Linked DNA regions of Homo sapiens: region 2 is linked to region 1. A link is a loop called in an ENCODE intact Hi-C map of the cell type or tissue named here. Cell type or tissue: endothelial cell of umbilical vein. All regions are shown on one strand. Region 1 overlaps JUN-DT (JUN divergent transcript). Region 2 overlaps LOC112268263 (a long non-coding RNA gene).

The links. A loop is a pair of places that touch in the nucleus more often than their neighbours do. Peaks named below come from ENCODE experiments on the same cell type or tissue, not always from the same donor. Only the 100,000 strongest peaks of a DNase experiment are listed, where the experiment ranks them.
Region 2: it touches region 1 in a loop (7-fold over the local background); 6 of 110 quality-filtered maps call a loop at or near these places.

The regions. Positions count from the first base shown.
Region 1 is chr1:58,846,422-58,851,421 of GRCh38, reverse strand. The region is part of intron 1 of JUN-DT (JUN divergent transcript); the gene reads right to left. LOC107984961 (a long non-coding RNA gene) reads left to right here. Exons shown (of 2, transcript XR_001738081.2): 2 at 20-463. Among named protein-coding and RNA genes, the nearest start is that of LINC02777, 55 kb to the left of the region's middle. In endothelial cell of umbilical vein, a CTCF peak has its summit at 2,442; a DNase peak (open chromatin) is centred at 2,311; H3K27ac peaks cover 2,458 bases.
Region 2 is chr1:58,737,903-58,742,902 of GRCh38, reverse strand. All of the region lies in intron 5 of LOC112268263 (a long non-coding RNA gene), which reads right to left. Among named protein-coding and RNA genes, the nearest start is that of MYSM1, 40 kb to the right of the region's middle. In endothelial cell of umbilical vein, CTCF peaks have their summits at 2,662 and 2,869 (motif pointing left); a DNase peak (open chromatin) is centred at 2,862.

The DNA.
Region 1 (5,000 bases):
CCCTTGTATTCTCTTGAAGGAGCTGAAACGTATGAACACCACAGCTTCAGGGCCAGGCAAAGTTGGGTTTGTGTCCCAGCAGTACAACTCTCCAGACTTTGAGCCTCACTCTCCTCTTCTATACAATGGAGCCAATGACACCTCTTTCCTGTGTATTAGAAACACCACCTAAGAAGATGTAGATAAAGTGACTGCAAGGTAAGAATTCCATAAATATTAACTCCCCTCCCCACCATATCAGAGAACCCTAAAGTTGAGAACTGCATTTCTGTACATATCACTATATTAAAAACCTAAAGGGGAAAAAAATGGACTATTCTAGTGACTACTTGTTCATCTCCCACTCAAATGCCAAAAAATGTTTTTTCAAGGGAAACAAAATAGTAGGAAAAGGAAGGATGCTTTAAAAAAAAAAAAAAAAGTCTCTCTTCTCCCTTGCCCTAAAAAAAAAAAAAAATGGTTTCTAGAACATCAAAAGCTCCTCAAAGGATCAACAATATTTTTTGATGATGGAAGTATGAATAATCAAACATATGGATTGCATTTCTTTAAATTATGCAGTACCTAAAAACCAGGAGGGAAAAGAGGGTGCTGGTAAAAATGTTTTTCACATTTTATTAAAACCTCAAGTTCTGAGAAATACTTTTATGACTATTACACACACACACACACACACACACACACACATATATTTTTCTCTATCCAACTTTCAAGAAAAAATAAATTATCACAATGAGCACTTTCTTCCTGCTCAAAGTGTTGTTCTGGCCAGTTCTAATTCTTCAGCACCAGCTTCATTCATAGAAATTAGGGGACCATAAAATGGTTTGGCTCCCAAGCTCTGCTAACATAGCAGTTGTGTGACCTTATGCAAGTCACTTAAATTCTCCAAGCTTGGGCTTTCTCTATTGTAAATAGGAAGCAAAGTCCAGACTTCACAAATGGTGGTGAGAATCAAATAGAATGAGACCCTATTTGAACAAACCTTGTAAATTGCAATGTCAAGTTCATGTGAGAGATGGAAATGGCTCCAGGAAGCTATCTGTGCCTGGACAGGGATACCAGCAATGGTTAAAGAGGCCAAGTGCCCACCTTCAAACTCCTGCTCTGCCTATTATAAGTTGTGTGTTTCTGGGCAGATAACTAAGCCACTCTATGCCCATTTACTTATTTCCAAAATGGGATATTGCTAACAATAATGGTATCTACATCACACAGTGGTAATGAGGATTAAATAAGTAAATATTTATAAAGTAGTTAGGATAGTGTTGGTGTTTGTTCTGAAGGAGAGAACACGAGAAGAAGGAAGGAAGGAAGGAAGAGGGAGAGGAAGAAGGGATGGAGGAAATAAACATCCCACTAGAGATCTCCTGTGCTGGAAATTCACCATTTAGTCCTTGGTATTAAGTATTATCTTTTCTAAGAGTCCTTTTTGAAAATGCAAATGTTCATAAAAGGCATGGCATAGCAATTCAAATTTAATGTGCATTTATTGAGCAAGTACTGTATGCAAGGCATTGTGTTGTGTCATATAATCCTCTGACCCCTTCGAGACTGGGAGTGGGGAAGGTGACACATGGAATCAAGAGGAAAAGGGGAGACAGAGGGAGAGAAAGAGACAGAAGGGCCATTTCCCCTACAGTGGATTTGGCATTGAAAGGACTTGGGTCCATATGTCGGCTCTGCCAGTCACCAACTCCATGATCTTGGACAAGCATTCACCACCTCAAGTTTTACCTTTTAAAAAATCAGGATAATGACAATTAGGTTGCTGTGGTGACAAAATGAGATCATGTGTGTACACATCTAATTTTTCTCCTCCCTACTCCCCATTTTTGTGACATGCCTCCTGTGACTTCTATGCACTGGATGGAAAGGAATTGCTAATGGCTGCAGCTAGAGGACTAAAGTCAGAACTCTGTGAAGAGGACATCAGTTTGCCACTTTCTCTGTTCAGTAAAAAGGCAATTTTTGTGGAGACCATGCTCCACTAACTCATAGGAAAGCATTTTCTCCCTGTGACATCTCCAGTCGATTTCAGCCGGCAGTAACCAAGTGACTAACTCTTCCTCCAGGGGCAAAGAGCCAGACCTGGTGTTTGACTTCTCCCTAGCCTCCCAAGTGCAGAGATGATTCCTACCGGATACTGGTCCTTGGAGGAAATGGGAGAGAAATTCAGCTTTGGCTTTAGCAATTCAACTGATAAAGGAGGCAGGGAAAAAGCTAAGTGAGACAGAGAGACTACAAAGCCCTCTTCCTGGATCCTGGCAGATGCCAAAGGAAGAATCTGCGAGTGAGTAATTCTGCAGCCTGGAGCCCAAAGGCTGCAGCCAGAGGTCTGTGCCAAGAAGGCAGCGGGTGCAGGAGAGGTGGGCGGCTCCTGGGCTGGCCTTAACCGGATGGGGGACAGCTCAGTGTGAGTCAGAGGCTGAGCCTCTGCTCCAAGGGCCTCCTGCAGGCCACATCCATTCAGATAGGCCTCCCACGAAGGAAGCTTTCCCCTGCATAGACTCAGGTGGCCTTTATTGTGATAGTGTGTCATCAGTAGGCATTGCATGCAGATGATAGAAAATTCCTGCGGTCCAAGCACAAGTCTGCACAAAAACAGAACAGATAGTCAAGGACGCAGGTATCAGGTCTGTGCCCAGGTTGTGGGCTGCCGAACTCCCATGCTGAAAATGACAACAGCTATCATTTATTGAGAGCTCACCTGGTCCCATCACTGTGCAAAGTGCAAGCCAGCTCCAAAGCCCTTATGTGCAACTACTAAACATTTTGGTCTCCAGAGTGTACAGTAGAGCTAGGAGAATATTAGGTAAGCCAGTTCTCTAACTACCTCAGTTTCCCCATTGCAAAATGGGGATGATATTTGCCTACATTATGGGTTACTTTGAGAACTGCAGCACAGCAATTCAAAATCCAGGCTTTTGAGTCAAAAAGATCTGGGTTCGAGTCCCAGCTCTGCCTCTGATTTGCTGTGTGAGCTTGAGCAAATGTCTTATCCTCTGTGAGCTTCAATTTCCTCATGTTTTGTGGATCGTAAGAGAACCAACCTCAAGGGTTATGACAAAAATTAAATGAGATAACATATGAACCTGCTTCCTCATCTGTAAACCAGAGAAAATAATACACATTTTTCTCATTGTTGTGAAGAGTAAATAACATTTTAAGATGGTTTATTAATATATTTCATATTCAGTAGGTTCATGGTTATTATTATCATTATTACCATTTCCATCAAATAAGCCATTATATAAAAAGTTATTGATAAATTTTAAGAGGCTGTTTTTGATCAAAAATATATTGTTTACTATATTTAAACAAGGCTCTAAATGTGGTAATTAGTATTTTTATTATAACTGCCATTTTCCTCATATACTACAATCTCAGTATGGGGCAAGGGAGCAAAAAACTCACTTGATCTCTCTGAGTTCCTTTTCAGGAGAAATTTAGGTTACATTAGGATTTTCAACCTCAGACCTGTGGACCCAAAAGGGTCTGGGAAAGTAGTAAAGGCAGTGAGAGAAGGGTACCTAGAGGTATTTTCAATATTCCAAAAGGTATGGGAAATCATATACTTGTCAATAATGTGACCTCCACAGACTATCTTGAAGACCAAGTTTCTTTTGCTTCAGGTTGAAATTGTAGTGGCTTGGCATGGCACTACTAGTTAACTGCTGTTCCCCCGACCTTCTATCTGGCTGAAGTGTGGGCAATAGACAAGCTCTGTTAATACCGTGGGACTCTGGAGCCAGAGTCCCTGGCTCCCCACTTATCAGCTGTATAAACTTAGGCAGGATTTATAACCTTTCTGTGCCTCAGTCTCTTCATCTGACAATACTGGATAACAATATTGCTTCCCCATGGAGCTATCATAAAGAACCATATAAGTAAAGCAGTTAGGATAGTGCCTGGTCCACAGTAATCACTCCATATGATGAACTCAGTTGTCATTGTCATTGCTATCAGATTTCAAGAAACACCTTCCCAGACTCAAACATAAATAAATCATCAATGGTAACAATTGGAAGCATGTTCAGAGTGAGTTTCTGTGATGGGGAAGAAAGAGAGCCCACACTTATTGGATGTGTATGAGACACTGGGCTACATGGTACAGATGTCATTCTATGGGATTTGGCTCACCATGATGTAAGATGAGTGTGTTACAAAGGAGGAACCAAGGCTCAGAGGGGTCCCAAAGTCACAAAACTAGCAAGTAGAAGAACCAAGATTCCAATACAGCCCTTCTGGACCCCACAACAAAATTTCGATGAATTATACCATGGGGATGCCAGGAGAAAATTAAATTACAGAGGGTAATTTTTCTCTTTTTTTTTTTGAGATGGAGTTTTACTCTTGTTGCCCAGGCTGGAGTGCAATGGCGTGTTCTTGGCTCTCCACGACCTCCGCCTCCCAGGTTCAAGCGATTCTCCTGCCTCAGCCTCCTGAGTAGCTGGGATTACAGGCATGCGCCACCATACCCAGCTAATTTTGTATTTTTAGTAGAAACGGGGTTTCTTCATATTGGCCAGGCTGGTCTCGAACTCCTAACCTCAGGTGATCTGCCCACCTCAGCCTCCCAAAGTGCTGAGATTACAGGCGTGAGCCACCAGGCCCGGCTCAGAGGGTAATTCTTAAACAACAGCATGAAAGTCCTTAGTCTAGGGTTGTAGATGCTTGGTGACATGGAGCATTCTTCTCCTCTTCTGATATTGGCAACACTGAGAAAAACTTCTGAGCCCTCTTTGGAGAGAAAGGAGTCATAGAGTTCTCCCTCTCCTGGTGGGCTTCAGCTTCTCTTGTTATCCTTGGAATCCATACCCATATTTATGATAGCCACAGATTTAAACAGTTCTGAGGAGCCTTGGTTGAAAATCACGTTTCTCATCTTGGCAGTGGCAAAGAAGTAATTTTTGCTTCCCAATTCACTTTAATTGATCTTTTAACTAATGTATTCAACCCAAGACTTGAGAAGGTAGCAAAGAATGACTGACACTCGT
Region 2 (5,000 bases), 110 kb after region 1:
TAGCCCTGTAATCTCAGCACTTTGGTAGGCCAAGGCGGGTGTATCACCTGAGGTCAGGAATTCAAGACCAGCCTGGCCAACATGGTGAAACCCCATCTCTACTAAAAATACAAAAATTAGCTGGGCGTGGCAGCAGGCACCTGTAATCCCAGCTACTCAGGAGGCTGAGGCAGGAGAATCGCTTGAACCCCAGAGGAGGAGGTTGCAGTGACCCTAGATCGCGCCTTTGCATTCCAGCGTGGGAGACAGAGGGAGTCTCCATCTCAAAAAAAAAAAAAAAAAAAAATCAATAGAGTCTAACTGATTACTTTCTAATGCCAGACCACAGTTGTCAGAATTACATGAGCTGGCACATATTATACCGAACTTAACAGAGGGTCTGGCACATAATAGGGACTCAGTAAATTCTAGTTCTCTTCTACTCATCGTGCTTGCCACTTCAATTTTCTATTGAATAAAAACTCCAGTTAACCAACATTCATCTTTACATGTTGTGCCCCGGTGTCGCCTTCATCCTCAGGCTGGTCACAAGATGGCGGCAGCAGTTCCACATGTCAAATCAAAACACCACACAATGGTCTTCTTCCTCTTTTTCAAGAGCAAGAAAACTTTTCCTAGAGGCCTCCTTTCACATCTTATATAACGGAGTTCGGTCCACAGTCTCGTTCCTAAACCAATCACTGACAAAAGAGGATTGACTGAATAACTGTTGGGCCAATCAGATTCACCCCTGGAGGTGGTCAGCTTCCAAAATCTGCCTTCTGCTTAGATGGAAAAAGGAGCTAACAGATGCCGGTTAGGCTACCAACTGTCTCCCCTACACCCCTATTTTCCTGAAAAAGAAATAGAAGGTCAGAGGAATTTCATTAATATGTCCAGACTCAAAGGGCAGGAGTGGGGTTGCAGCAAAGGAAGCGTGTGGCCAACGTGGCTCCTAGGAAAGCAAACGGCTTTAGGCTGTGTCATGGTAGGAAGAGGATTTATGACAGTGGTTCCCAGCTGTGCTGCACTAATGACCAGACACCACCCCTGGGGATTCTGATTTACTTGTTCTAGGAGGAGCCTGGGCACCAAGGATTTTAAACGCTGCCCAGGATATTTTAATGTGCAGCCGAGATATGCAGCACAGGCTTAGGTGGAGAGCTGTTGGAATGTGGAGGCCTCAGGGCCAAAGGCACAGAGTCTCCACAGGATAACAAGAAGCCTGTCTCCTTTTTCTCCCCAATAATTGCTGCCATTTATTTAGGATCCTCATGTTTCAGGCATAGCTGTACCCCCAAACATTCTACATCTAGTAGGCAGTCAATAAGCAAATGAATCACAAATGCTTTTCTTATCGAATAGAAAATTTTTACACAAGCTCCACAAAGTAATAATGCTTCCACTTTACAGATGAGGAAACCAAGGCCCAGAATTTTTTTTTTTTTTTTTTGAGGCAGAGTCTCGCTCAGTCGCCCAGGCTGGAGTGCAGTGGCTCGATCTCCGCTCACTGCAAGCTCCGCCTCCTGTGTTCACGCCATTCTCCTGCCTCAGCCTCCCGAGTAGCTGGGACTACAGGCCCCCGCCACCACGCCCAGCTAATTTTTTTTTGTATTTTTTTAGTAGAGACGGGGTTTCATTTCACCGTGTTAGCCAGGATGGTCTCGATTTCCTGACCTCGTGATCCACCCTCCTCAGCCTCCCAAAGTGCTGGGATTACAGGCGTGAGCCACCACGCCCGGCTGGCCCAGAAATTTTAAGAAAGTAAGTCTCTCTGACTGTGCTCTCCAAGTTCTGTCCATCAGCCCAAGAAATCAGGATCTGAGAAGCAAAACTAGCCCTAGGAAAGCAGGAGTAGCCAAGAAAAAGGCCCTAGAAGAACTAGTAGAGGGCCCCCTCTCCCCTTCTTTCTGTTCCCCGACCCCACCCCCCACTCCCAACCACCACCACCACCAAAGCCTCTCCTTGCATTTTACACTGTCTGGGACCTCTTTGTGGCCCTCCCACCTGCCTGGGAACACTGGCCTCTTAGGGTAAAGGAGGAAAGGACTGAAGCTTTCTGACAGAGGCACAGGCAGGAGTCAGGATCAATTCTTAATTTTGAGAAACCCCAGAGGTGGGAAAGGACCGTGACCCCGTAGGTTGGGAGGCCTGGGAATGAGACCTGGTCTCAGCGCCTCACTTGTGGTGTGACCTTGAGCAAGGCCCTTCCTATTTCTGGCCTCCAGTGTCTTCATCTGTAACATGAAGAAGTTGGACCAGAATCTACAGGTCATAAACTCAAGTGCTTTTAGGTCCAGGTAATTGATGTATACTAATGGGGCAGCCTGGATGAGAAGTCACTGTTGGGGAACTAGTGTGCATATGTCCTGTCCACAAGGGTGTAAATTTATTGAATCCCAGCCAGTTGTCACCATAGAGGCATGTTGGCTCAGCATTGTGAAAGCTTCAGATTTATTTTTTTTTTAATATGCTAAGAAATCTATATGTTGTGTGCACCCTCCTGGTTAATGTTAGTCTGATAACAATAATAATAAACTTCTGCAAGGCAAACAAAATATGAATGTGGGCTGAATTTCACCTGCAGGCAGTTTCTTTGTGATCTGCAGGCTAAGTGATCTGTAAGGCCCTAACTCTCATATTCTGTGATTTCTAAATAAGGAGATACCTGACCGTATATGGCAGAGGGCAAAAATCAGCATTTCTGCACTAACTGAAAATTCTTTTCATGAAGTAAACCCAAACGGCATTGTCCTCATTAATAATTCTTAATACTTGGGTCTGAATTTATTTATGAGGCTCTGCAAAAATTACCTCAAAATCTGAGGATCACAGTTTAGAAAACTAAGGCACCCTCTTTATAGAGAAATAGTGCCCTCTGCTGGAAGAGTGTTACAGGAAACACCTTTGGCGTTGAGTTAATTTAATACTTGGAAAGAGTGGATTTGTTTGTTTCCACTTGAAATAGATTTAATGAAGAATAATAAATAAAATAGAAAAGCATATTTATGAATGGTTTGATGCATGTTAGGCAGAAATTGGGCTTTCATGTATCCATTTGGGAGTAATTACTCTTAATCTATTAAAAAAATGTCCAAGATTAGAGAAAGGAAGAAAACATTTGTTACATTAACTGACAGCAATCTGGAATGGCAGACACAGACACAGAGAGGAAATTGAAATCTATGTCTCCAGACTTTGCTCTGGAAAATCGGAGCCTTTATAATAATGTATTGCAAGTTTATAGGCTTTATCAGTTACTTTCACTGCAACCTTTTAATAAATCTTCCCAGTGACTATCCAAGACAGATATTATTATTATCTCCATTTGACAGATAAAATAAATGAAGCCCAGAGAGTTTGAGTGACGAGCTGGAGATTCCTGCACAATGAAATGCCAGAAATAAGCTTAGGTAATTTCTCTATTTGTAAAAAATGGATAAAAACAGTACTCTACTTGCAACAAGCGTTAACTGAGAACATATTTGTGAGACATTTAGCACAGTGTTTAGCCCAGAGTGAACCTGGGACTCCATAGTAGCTACTGCTACCAGCCCAATGCCCATATCCAGGTCTTTTGACTCCTTACCCTTGCCTTTGCCACAACATTGGGCAGAGTCTTGAATGGTCAAAAAGGAACACCATGCTGCTGGGATTGATAGCAGTGGCCCCAACCCCTAAAAATATAGTCCAGATTTTTTAACCATTAGTGGCTTTGATAATGGCTCTTAAGATCTTGAGTTGCCTCATTAAAATAGGTTGTTCTAAATAAGGGAAGTTATGGTTCCTGTGAATCGTGCACCCCACACCACACCAGGACTATTGTGTAAGTTCCTGAAATCCACATTTAACACGGACATGCTGGGGAATATCTAAAACAAGTGCTGACAGGTCCAGGAGCCACATCAGAACTGTTGAAGGAACTGGGGATATTTGGCCAGGAGAGGAGAAGACTCAGGAGTGAATTTATTCTCTCACTCTTTCACTTGTTCATTCATCCTACAACATGTCCTAAGTGCTTACTCTGTACGTGGCACCATATTGAGTGCTGAGGATACAGCAAAACAGACCTAAGGGCTGGTCTCATGAAACCTAATCTAGTGAGGTCAGAATAGTAGGGGTTGTCACGTGCAAAGTTAGCTTTGTTCTGGGTGAGTCCATATAGCCGGACCGGGGCCATCTGAAAAGTAGATTTGGGCAGAACTTTTAAACTGGCTGGAGGGATCTGGCTCAACTGTGAGGACTACTTATTGCTGAGAGCATGCAAGATGAGTCTAGGAACCTGTGGAAGCTTTAGAAGGAATTCAAGGTGGGGTGGAGTGGGTGGGATTTGGCCGTCTTAGTTTCCTCGCAGCCTAGACACTGTGGATGCATCGGCTTTGCCCACTCCGCTCTGGGAAGCCCTCTGAAGCTGCGACTTGTGCTTTCACTCTGAGACGGGAATCACAAGGACCTAATGCCCCTTGGTCTTTGGCTTCCTTTCTTAAGCCTTTGTCTTCTTGGTGGTTTGGTGATACTGTGGCCTTTTCTCTTCTGGTCACAGCTAAACAGTGTCCCATAACCACAGAACATAAAGGAATTGGCAGCAAAAATCTTTAGGACAGGACATGGATTTTTCAAAAATACATAAAAAATAAATTCATCTTCATTATCAATAAACTAGGTGCAAAAATTAATCAATAGGAATGAGAGGGGAAAATCACCTAAAGATAACAACTGCCCACAATATTTCCTTCCATTTTTTTCCTTCTGTTTAGGATTTTATTTTTTTTATTTATTCATTTTATTTATTTATTTTTGAGACAGAGTCTCGTCGCTCTGCCACCCAGGCTGGAGTGCAGTGCTGCAATCTTAGCTCACTGCAACCTCCACCTCCCAGATTCAAGCAATTCTCCTGCCTCAGCCTCCCGAGTAGCTGGGATTACAGGCACGCCCCCACGCCCGACTCATTTTTGTGTTTTTAGTAGAGACAGGGTTTCACCATGTTGGCCAGGCTGGTCTCAAACTCCTGATCTCGTGAT